Regions from separate parts of the Mus musculus genome. Here region 1 is linked to region 2. The links are chromatin contacts, found by Hi-C in ENCODE. All regions are on one chromosome and are shown on one strand. The core of a region is the stretch at or near the end of the contact, and the rest is flanking DNA. Distances in the headings are between cores, read along the strand shown.

What was found. A loop is a pair of places that touch in the nucleus more often than their neighbours do.
Region 1: a loop to region 2 is called in a map of T-helper 2 cell, with 7 times the contacts of the local background. The contact joins the promoter of Ndufs6 here to the promoter of Fastkd3 in region 2. A Hi-C loop is called at or near these places in 3 of 37 maps with a recorded cell type or tissue (T-helper 17 cell, T-helper 2 cell and regulatory T cell).

The regions. Positions count from the first base shown.
Region 1 is chr13:73,325,580-73,330,879 of GRCm38, reverse strand. Ndufs6 (NADH:ubiquinone oxidoreductase core subunit S6) reads left to right here and starts at 2,398. Exons shown (of 4, transcript NM_010888.2): 1 at 2,398-2,541; 2 at 3,411-3,464. The coding sequence starts at 2,434. It also overlaps a transcript of Mrpl36 not described here.
Region 2 is chr13:68,579,862-68,585,140 of GRCm38, reverse strand. It overlaps Fastkd3 (FAST kinase domains 3), which reads right to left and starts at 2,931. Exons shown (of 7, transcript NM_027123.5): 1 at 2,791-2,931; 2 at 139-1,602. The coding sequence starts at 1,579. Mtrr (5-methyltetrahydrofolate-homocysteine methyltransferase reductase) reads left to right here and starts at 2,972. Exons shown (of 15, transcript NM_172480.3): 1 at 2,972-3,076; 2 at 4,426-4,590. The coding sequence starts at 4,462.

The DNA of each region.
Region 1 (5,300 bases), core at 1,149-3,648, 4.7 Mb before region 2:
AAGCTCTGCCTCTGCAGATGCTGGGACCAAGACCGGTGCCCATGGGAGAAGAAAAAAAAAAAAGACAGAAAAAGCAGGCTTTGACTGTAAAAGAAACTGCAAACAGTGAATATATTGGAAACAAAACAAAACCCAACATTCAGACAAAATGTACAGGTCATATGTTTACATTAAGAGACGTTCTGGCAGACATGGGAAAGGCCAGAGGAGCAAGTGCAGACACTGCTCTAGTTAAGTCCCTACCCGCGAACTAGGAAAAGCAACAAGGAACGTGGAAAGACCAACATACACCATTACTGATTTCTACAGTTAATTTCCATATATATACATGTATATATGTATATATGTGTGCGTACAGGTAATTCCTATATATAGGGCTTCTACAGTTAATTCATATACATTGGATTTCAGGTGGTTCGTAAATCTACCCATCTTATTTTTATGTATAGCAAAGTAGGTTGTCATTAAGGCTAATGTAGTTCTCTCTAACTCCCAGTCTCACCCTTCACACTAAGCACCCATAGGAATACCTTGAGTTCCAGCCAATAGATGACTGTGAGCATTCACTTCTGTATTTGCCAGAACACAGGGCCCCTAATGAAGGAGCTAGAGAAAGTACCCAAGGAGCTAAAGGGGTTGACAACCCTATAGGAGGAACAACAATATGAACTAACCAGTAAACACCGCCCCCCCCCCCCAGCTGTGTCTCTGGTTGCATATGTAGCAGAGGATGACCTAGTCGGCCATCAATGGGAGGAGAGGCCCTTGGTCTTTCTTTGGGGATTATATGCCCTAGTTCAGGGCAATGCCAGGGCCAGGAAGTGGGAGTGGGTGGGTTGGGGAGGGGGGAGGGAGGAGGGTATAGGGGACTTTGGGGGATAGCATTTGAAATGTAAATGAAGAAAATATCTAATAAAAATGCCTAAAAAAAAAAAAAAAAAAGAAAGAAAGAAAGAAAAGGAAAAAAGGACTCCAGAGTTCTAGCAATTAAAAAAAATAATGTGGGTCAGAGAGATGGCCTGGGAGTCACAAGTGCTTTCCATGCAAGTCTGTAGACCTCAGTTCAGTCCCCAGAACTCACATGGAAAAAGAGACTGGCTTCCTCCAACTTCCACATGTGCTCTGTGGCACCTGTGTATGAACTCACATGTGTGTGAACTCATACACAGACAGGGGGTGTTAGGGTTTAAATAGAGACTTAGGGCTGGAGAGATAGCTTGATGGCTAAGAGCACCTGCTACTCTTGCAGAAGACCATCATTCTGTTCCCAGCACCCACACAACTACTCAAATGGACTGTAACTTGACCTGTCTGGAGATCCTGTGCCCTTCTCTTGGTACCAGGTAACCACACACATGGCCATATATAAATGTATACACTCATACATATAAAATAAATCCTTTAAAAAGAGGGAGAATGAGACAAATCTGCAGGACAGGGTGTGGAGACATAAGCCTGAAATCCCAGCACTCCAAAGGCTGAGGCAGGAAGACAGTGAGTGCTAGGTTAGCCTGGCTTACAGAGCTTAAGGCTAGCCAGGGCATCTTAGGCCCACATTTATTGGGGCATTTTTCAACTTGGCGAGGTCTTTGTCCTTGTGTCTTAGGGCCCTCTCTGGTTACCCCTTTCGTCTTCAGACTCACCTAGTCCTTATGCTATAGCAGAGCACAGAAAGGTAGATACCAGGTCATTAACCTCCAATCCTGGCCAAGAGATCCCAAACAACACATGCTAGCTTCTGGCACTTTCTCGGAATTAGTGACCCGGCCCTGCTCTGAGTCTGGGGTCCCACCTGTCTACCTCTGAGCAAAGTTGTTCAGGCTACTTTGGGGTTTGACAGTATATGTCGTTCCAAGGGAGGTTCGGACTCAGATTCAAATGAGGCAGGAGAGGCCAAAACAGCCTTCAGAGTTACAGACTACGATTTGCATCAGGTTTTTTTCTACATAGCAGAGCTTTTCCGGACAGCTTTCCAATGCTGGGTAAACTTCCTTGCAGTCTAACTGGAAACTGAACTACTGCAGCGTTGCAAAAATGCTCAGAAATCTAACTTTCCTACACCAACATACAGGACCAGGAGAGTTGACTGCACAAACTGTTTCTTCTGCTGAACAACTTACTTCTTTACTCAAAACAAAACAGAAAACAAAAAACAAACCAACCCACGGAAAATCTGCATTTTCTCCATTGGCATAAAAGCACACACAGCGCATCTTCAGTTTCCGTCCCCCCACCCCCTGCCTTTGTCACACTAGTAACCTTTGAACACTGCGCACAGTTAAGCCGCAGCTCCGCATCCTATCCAGTTCCACCACCAGCCCCGCCAGCCGCTCAGGCATAGGACGAAAAAAGTTCCACAAGTACTCCCCGCCGACTGCTGTGCGCCTGCGCCGGCACTTGGTACGACGCGTGGGGTCAAGGGTCACCGGCAAGATGGCGGCGGTGCTGACCTTCCGCCGGCTGTTGACTCTCCCCAGGGCTGCACGGGGTTTCGGGGTTCAAGTGTCGCCGAGCGGGGAAAAGATCACGCATACCGGCCAGGTAACGGCCGCGCCCGCCATGCCTGGAACCCAAGACTGACGGTAGCAGGGAGCGCAGCAAGGTGTGCTTCTGCCAGGCTAGCGCGCGGCACTACTGGGCTCACCTTGTGCAACCCGCTGCTCCGGTTTCTAGCTGGTGGCTTTCGGTTGGGACTTGGATCTCCTCATTCTTTAGGCCATATCTTTATATTAAGTTCAATGTTTTAACAAATGATTGTTGTGTTTTGGACCCGGGACAGAGGACTGAGGTGCATATTTTACATATCAAAGGAGACCCGGCATGCAGGTTCTCCCAGCATTCCTCAGTCCCTACCTGGCGTTGCAGCCCAGGATCCTCCCTATATAATCCAGGCATTTTGGTTTCTCCCACCCTGTCTCTTTCTCCTCTCCTTGAACACACTCCCTTTCTCTCCCCCGACCCCTCCTCCTGTCCCAATGGTGACTTCTCTGGCCTCAATCCTTGGGGCCAGTGAACTCACCTGAGAGCGGCTTCCCAATAAACCTACCTTTAATATAATTTAATCTGGCTTGAATTGGTTCATTTCACCAGTGGAGAAATAGCCTATCAATAGTGTATAAAGCAACCCTAGCGTTCGTTCAATATAATAGTGAACCAAAAAATGAGAAACTATGTCTGCTGAAATGAAATCGCGCCTGTTGGAGTTGGCTACTTGTGAGGGCAGGAACTTTGTCTCCAGTCTGCACTCCAGCCTGTCATCCCCTGAGACCGTTCAGTACAAGTTCATTTTGCCTCTTAGTGGGTCTGTCTCCTCATCAATGGGTATAGGCCAAGGGGAACATCGTTCTATAGTATTTTCAATCAATATTATGTGACTTTATTTAGAATAATAGATGGCCTTTTTTTTCCAGGTGTATGATGAAAAAGACTACAGGAGGGTTCGTTTTGTAGATCGTCAGAAAGAGGTAAGTGAAAGATAGAGGAATTCGTAAAACTTAAGCAGGTTGAGCAACTCAAATGCCGGAAGTGTATTGAGCACTAATGTACCACAGTGAATCCTGCGCCTGACTTGGGTGGTAGATTGTAATGAAAAGACAGGCACAACTGAGGTATTGCATAAAAATACCTTCAAGCTCTGTATGAGGTGTAAAGAGACAAGTGGATTTCATGTTTGTACTTGGGCCCATCTTTGAGGTAGCTCGTGTTCCTTAAAGGTATTTGAGCTTTGAGGTAGCTCTTTTGTATCCTCATTGTTGGTCCTAGGCTCCTCCTGGAAGTGGTACTTAGTGTGTGCCAGCTTAACATGGAAGAAGCTAAAGAAATCCTCACATATCACAACCACCCTAGAAAACGCAGAGTCCTAAGTACAAATTGTGTTAACTTTTTTTCTCTTCCTCTCAGACTGCAGAGCATCTTGGAACAGTAGTTGAGATTTTCATAAGCATGATCTTGTTTTCAGTCTGGTACTTGCCGTAGCATTTTTTTTTTTTTTTTTTTTTTTTTATTGCTGAGATAAAACACCATGACCCAAAGCGGTTGGGGACAAAAGGGTTTCATTTTATAACTCTCAGGTCGTATTCCTGAGGGAAGTCAGGGCAGGAACTTGAGGCAGGGACTGATGCAGAGACCATGGAGGAGTGCTGCTTACTGGCTTACTCTCCATGTTATGGCTCTTACTCTTATGGCACCTAGGACCACCATCCAGTCCAGGGGTGGCATTGCCCACAGTGAGCTAGGCCCTCCCACATCAATTAGCCAAGAAAATGCCACAGATTTGCCTCAGGCTAATCATGTGGAGGCAAGACCCTGGAATATGTCAAGTGGAAACTAGCCAGCACACTATCTCTTAGATTAAAGGAAGACATACTATTAAAATGTACTCTTCTGATAACTTTTTTGAGGTAAGATTTTTGTAGTTTTCATCAAATTAGTTGTGCCATGTGATCCCAGGGGTAACCAGTAGATTGAGTCTCCTACACAGAGAAAGGTCATTTAGTTCAGACACATGTAACTATCCTGCTAGGGAAAGAATAGAAGGCTGTGGTCTCCTCTGCCTATGTAGCCCAAGTTTCTCTGTGATATTTGCATCTATAGCTCCTGGTTTCTTCCTTGTAATATGGTAGTTCACGGTCTGGCTTCTGTGTTTCCAAAATTGTTCACCTTCCGTGTCTGCCTTCAGTCACGCTCTTGACCTTTACAGTCAGCTTGGTGTTTTTTTTTTGTTGTTGTTGTTGGTTTTTTTTTTTTTTGTTGTTCTACCGTATCCTAGCTCAGCGTTGTTCCCCTGCCCTCTCTGATCTTGGCTACATTGTTGTCCCAGTGTCTAGTTTCCGAGTTCTGTGTAGCAGACTCACTTGCTACGCATTAGTTATCTGTAAGGTCATATTTCCAAGTTTCAGCCAGAATCCTCATGCGCCTAGTGAATAAGAGGCACAGATAATTGTATTCTTTCCTTGCTTATACTGCAAGAAGGGTCCCGAAGTCCACTCCAGGTTCAGTGAAAGAGTGCTGGGATTGGTTCCAATGTCTGCCAGGAGAGAGAGGGAGGGGGGATATGCATGTGTCTGTGCATGAGTGTGTGCATGTGTGCTGTGTCTGCATTAAGTGGGTGGAAGGCAGTGAACTTTATGCTACCACAGTTTTGGGGTGAGTGGCATAGGCTGCTACTTCTCAAGTTCAGTTTTCTCATTTGTAACTTGGAGTGTTTTTCATAGACGTTGTCACTGGAGGTGTCCAGGAGATGGATTGCCTTGGGAGTGGCGACCTCTGCTCTTAGTGTGGCAGGGACATCTCTGTTTACT
Region 2 (5,279 bases), core at 1,682-4,181:
GGCATGTAAATGAGGGATTATAATTATAAAACCACCCAGCTACTTCCGGAGCAAGCAGTCTGAAACGACACTGGAGCTCTCAGTGTAAGCAGTGCCTGACCACATCCCAAGTTATACATCACTTCTTAACCGCCTCACCTTGCAGCCGCTGAAGGAAAAAGGGGCTGAATAGTTTTGACATGAAGTTGACGGGATGTCGCTCAATCAGCGCACATGAATGAAGGAGCCTCAGTAGCATCTTTGGTGGGAAGTGATGTAAACGGGCACAGAGCACATTTTCTACCTTCCTAAACAGGGCAGGGGCGTTTGGTGGCACGTAATTGAGCTTTCCAAATGGCTCAATTAGCTCGGCAATCTGACTAGGTGAAAGTCTGTCCCACTGGCAAACAACGATCTCTGAGACTACGTCGAAGATGGGCTTGGAGAGAATCCGTTTCCTGCTGCAGTACCCCATCACGGAGCTGGCCACAGCGGGGTCCAGGGAGAAGCACAGGGCGGACACATGTTGCTCTAAGGCCTCTGTGAAGAACCTGTCACTGTGTCCGAAATAGACAAACGCCTCCAAGACCTTCCTGAGCTCTTCGTTGGTAAAACGGGGGATGTATCTCACAACGTACTTGCCCAGCTTTATAAGCAGTGGGAGTGCGTGAGTCTGGTCCAGGGCCACTAAGGCGGTGAGGACATGGCTAATGGATTTAGGGCTCAGGTAGGGAACTACTGAAATGGAGAAGTTGTTTAATGTGTTTAAGAACATCTGGTGTTTGTCTACTTCTTCAGGACACACCTGCAGAATCCTATAAACGGACGTGATCTCCTCTGGAGCAAATGTTTCCACACTTTTACTTTGAAGTTGACGGACAACCAGCTTCAGGGTCTCACAACTCGCACCTTGAAGCATGGCCAGACTTTCCCCAAGGACACAAAGATGGTGGACTTCGAGGTTGCCTCTTTGGAGACGACGTTGGCATTCTGCCACCAGGCTCAGCATCAGGCTACTTTGAGGATCTGCAGGCAACAACGTAAGCAGAGATTGCAAAGCTGTCACCAAACCAGCATTGGTCAGGTGTGAGGGGTCTCGCTCACACCGGAGGCAAAGAGCCTGGAAGGCACGGTTCTCCAGCACTCCTTCTGGCAGCCTTTGCTCACCATCCCTCCTCCCTATCTCACAGATCCTGAGTAGAGCTGCCATTGCCAGAGGGACAGGCAGGGTGTCCAGGGCACTTATGAAACTCAGCACTTCCTCAAAGGAAGTGAAGTAGCTTAGTCTCCTGAAAAGCATCTCTTCATCCTCGTTTTGAAGACTCTGTCCTGGCTGGTTCCATTCCTGCGCCTGGGAGGACCATGGCTCGCCCACGGGATGAAAGTCATTTCCCTTTTCTGAGTGGAAGTTTTTACAGTATGCGTGATGGAATCTGACCCTGAACAGCTCAGGTTGTAGGGAGCAGAAGCACACACTCAGGCGATCTGTGACTGCCTTTGGGGCATGACTGGCAGGGTGAATTTTCAGAGCAACCACAGCTCCAGGTATCCAAAGAATGGACTTATGACAAAAGGCCCTCCGCAGGGTGATGAACGCCATGCCATAGAATTCACAACATGTGACTTAGCATAAGAAAAACAAAAACAAAAACCATGGTCAAATGCTGAGAAAGACAACACCAACGCTACGAAACTAAGAATGAGTATCCCATGACAAAGATTAAAAAAAAAAAAGAACCTTGCAAAAATATTTTAAAAACCAAGGTTTACTTTTCCCACCGAGCCAGGAAACAAGAGAAAGCCTGGGAAGGGGGTCCCCACTCTCCTGGTCCTGATTGCCACACCCAATTGGCTGACACCCAACAGTTGCACCATAACTAGACAAGGCACCGGTAGAAGACATGCACACCCCTTTCTAGGCAGTGTCACTAGGTTTTTTTTTTTAAATGAACTATGCCTTATATCTAAACTCCTTGAGTCCTATGTGTATGTAAGGATCTCAGATTAATGTTTTACCACAACGTAATTCCTCTTCAAAGGCCATGTTCTATGGACAAAGTGAAGGGTGTGCACCAAGGCATGTCTCCTTTAATATGTTTAAAGTTGGCTGCTGATTAAATAGCCCCCCAAACCCCATAATCCTATACATAAGTTACTACTCAGGCTTTCAGGCTTACGCGTCTCTTCAGTTTTCAAAAAAGGCTATTTTTTGAGTAATCAGAACTCATTGACCTTGCTGCGCTCTGGCTCATTCTGAAATTTCTTTTCAGTGGCCCTTGAACACCTTAGTGTTGTCGGGTAGACTGAAGCATCATAGGGCTGACTTCCTGTGGCTTCACTGTGTCTGGGCGAGATGCTGGCTCCTAACCCTAACTGCGATCGCTGCCCAGCCCTTACTTTAAGTCCTGCCTATGGGCTAGGTTACTGTAATTCAGTTCGTCTGGTTGACGCTTTTCCCGCTAAGGACCCTGCAGCCCAAGGAAACCACCTCTGTGTACAGTGAAGCTGGGCGCGAAGAGGAAGAGCTGGAATTCAGATTCTACCTCCAAATCTCGACACTCACGTGATGGGGAAAGGGAACGTCAATGTTGATAATTGCGAGAGAGGAGGAGCAGCCGACAAGATTCAAACTCCGGGTATGAGCCGGGCAAAGCATGGTAATTCGCGCTGAGAAGCTGGGCTGGGGCTCACGCACAATCACAGAAAAGCAAGCGGAGCAGGGCAACGGCGGAGGCAGGCGCCGCGCGACCGGACCGGAGCCCACGGAGCACGAGTGGGGAAGCCCGGGGGTCCTAATCCCGAGACACTTACCGAGCGGCTCCAAGCCGCACCCGGGACAGGACAGACACGGAGCTTCCGAGCCCTGGGAGCGTCCGTACACGGACGCTGCCCCTTACCTGGAGAACATTCCGGCGCGTGCGCGGCACTAAGGCCACCCACCCACCCACATCCGGCGATCAGCGATTGGCCCAGGTCCGCCCGCATGTCTGTTGGCGGTCGTGCGGAGCATGCGTGCTGTGCCGCGCGCGTGCGCAGTGCTCCCGGACTGTGCCTGTCGGAGGAGAACGGGGTTCCGCGCGGGAATTCGCGCCTGGAGGTATTCGGCGGGGGACGGCGGGAGCGACGGAAGCGGTGGGGGAGCCGGGACTCGCGCCTGCGCAGTGGGGATGAGCCGCTGAGTTTTCCGGACCGCGGTGGGGTTCACGGGGAGCACTTGGGAGGCGGACCGCGGTGGGGTTCACGGGGAGCACTTGGGAGGAGTCGGCTCCGCCACCTTTCCCAAAACCTCGTGAGCTCGCACGTGTCACCCATTGGTCCTGTCGAGTCTGTGGCAGTGCTTCCCGATGAACCTTTGAAGGGTTTGTGTCCTAGCTCCCCAGCGGATAAGCCACAAGTGCTTAGAAACTAACTAGAGTTGATTCACTCAGGAAAAGATAATTTTATATAGGCCGGCTACCACTCAGCGTTAGCCACTGGATAGAATGGCGGAGTGTGGAATCCCAGAGCCCTTTATCTTCTTTTTCTCTTGGTTATCTCCGGGGTAAGGCATGAATTAGAAATACCGTCTCTGTGTAAAGTCCATGTACGCTGACTACTGATAGATGCAATGATGCCATCTTTGATGACGACCAGTGCTTTGATTAGGATCTAGCAGGAAACACGAACTCCCCAGTTTCACGTGAACATTGTACAGTTACAGTTTTGGTTTTTTAAAGATTACTTATTTATTTTATATATATGAGTATACTGTGGCTGTACTGATGGTTGTGAACCATCATGTCGTTTCTGGGACTTTGAATTCAGAACCTTTACTTGCTCCGGAGGATCCTGCTCGCTCCAGCCTAAAGGTTTATTTATTATTATATGTAAGTACACTGTAGCTGTCTTCAGAGGCACCAGAAGAGGGCGTCAGATCTCATTAGGGATGGTTGTGAGCTACCATGTGATTGCTGGGATTTGAACTCAGAACCTTGGGAAGAGCAGTCAGTGGTCTCTTAACTGCTGAGTTACAGTTTGTTTTTGTTTTTTGTTTTTGTTTTTTGTTTTTTTTTTGCTTTGTTTTTAAACGGCAGAAACAATAGCCTTTGTAAGCGACACTGTGTTTGAGCATGGCTTAGCCCCTTCACCATTCAGGCTTATGATCCTAATTCAGAGTACAAATGGGCAGAAAGGCAGATCACTCCTATAGTTAGGCACTAATGAATGACAGACACTTGCAAGACCCAACAGTAGCTAGAAATCAAGAGTGGGTTTCACGCCATCAGGGACAATTCAAAAACGTCACTTTTGTATACCTCCTGTCTTAATTCTCTCATACTGCGATTCGTTTAAAATCAGTGCTAAGGAACAAGTTTAGAGAAGGCTGTTTGAAATTATGTTTGGGTGTCCTGCGGGCTACCTGCTTCATTAAACAGTGTACCCCTTTCTTCCTTTTGTGGTTTTTAGTCTCACTGTTAGAGTTGCAGCTGATGACCTGAGGTGATGAGAAGGTTTTTGTTACTTTATGCTACACAGCGAGGACAGGCAAAGGCCATAGCAGAAGAAATAAGTGAGCAGGCTGTGTCACACGGGTTTTCCGCAGATCTTCACTGTATCAGTGAGTCAGAAAAGGTAAGAGCAGCTATTCCTGTGCATTTTCCTGTACTTTGTTGTGGAATGAGGCAGTATACCCATTTTTTGTTGCAGGGGGTTTGCCCAAGCTAGCCTTGAACTCACATTGTAGCTTTGGAGAAATGAACTTTGGATCCTCCTGCCAACTAGCTGAGTCTAAACACAGAATTATACATTTGAATTAGGTTTAAAAAAAACCTCACAGCCTCATTGCACTGCAGCCCATCTTCACTAGGATAGCTCCTGTTGCTCCTCGGTTCTTTCATTGTTTTAAAGTGTGTTTGTTTATTGGGACAGAACAGGGCTCTTTGTAGACCAGGCTGGCCTTGAACTCTAGAGAGCCACGGGCCTCTTTTATCTTTGTTTCTGCCTCACCTTGACCCTGTAAAACCCCTTTGCTCATGTTACTTGTGTGTGTGTGTGTGTGTGTGTGTGTGTGTATGTGTGTGTGCATATACCTACCCATGTACTGCCTTGCTGCTCAGCGTGTCCCTTGACAGATAATGGGCCTGTTTACTTCTCATGTTTTCCTGAAATACAGAATTCGATAACAGTCTGGGGGTAGATGGGGCTTTTCTTGTGTGCCATGTGGAGGGAAAAGTGTTAAACTCTTCTGACCTCCTGGTGCCATCAGCGAAAGTGAACTAGCCTTTGAGTTACTGGGCAGCGTTATTGAGGCATCTAGTCAC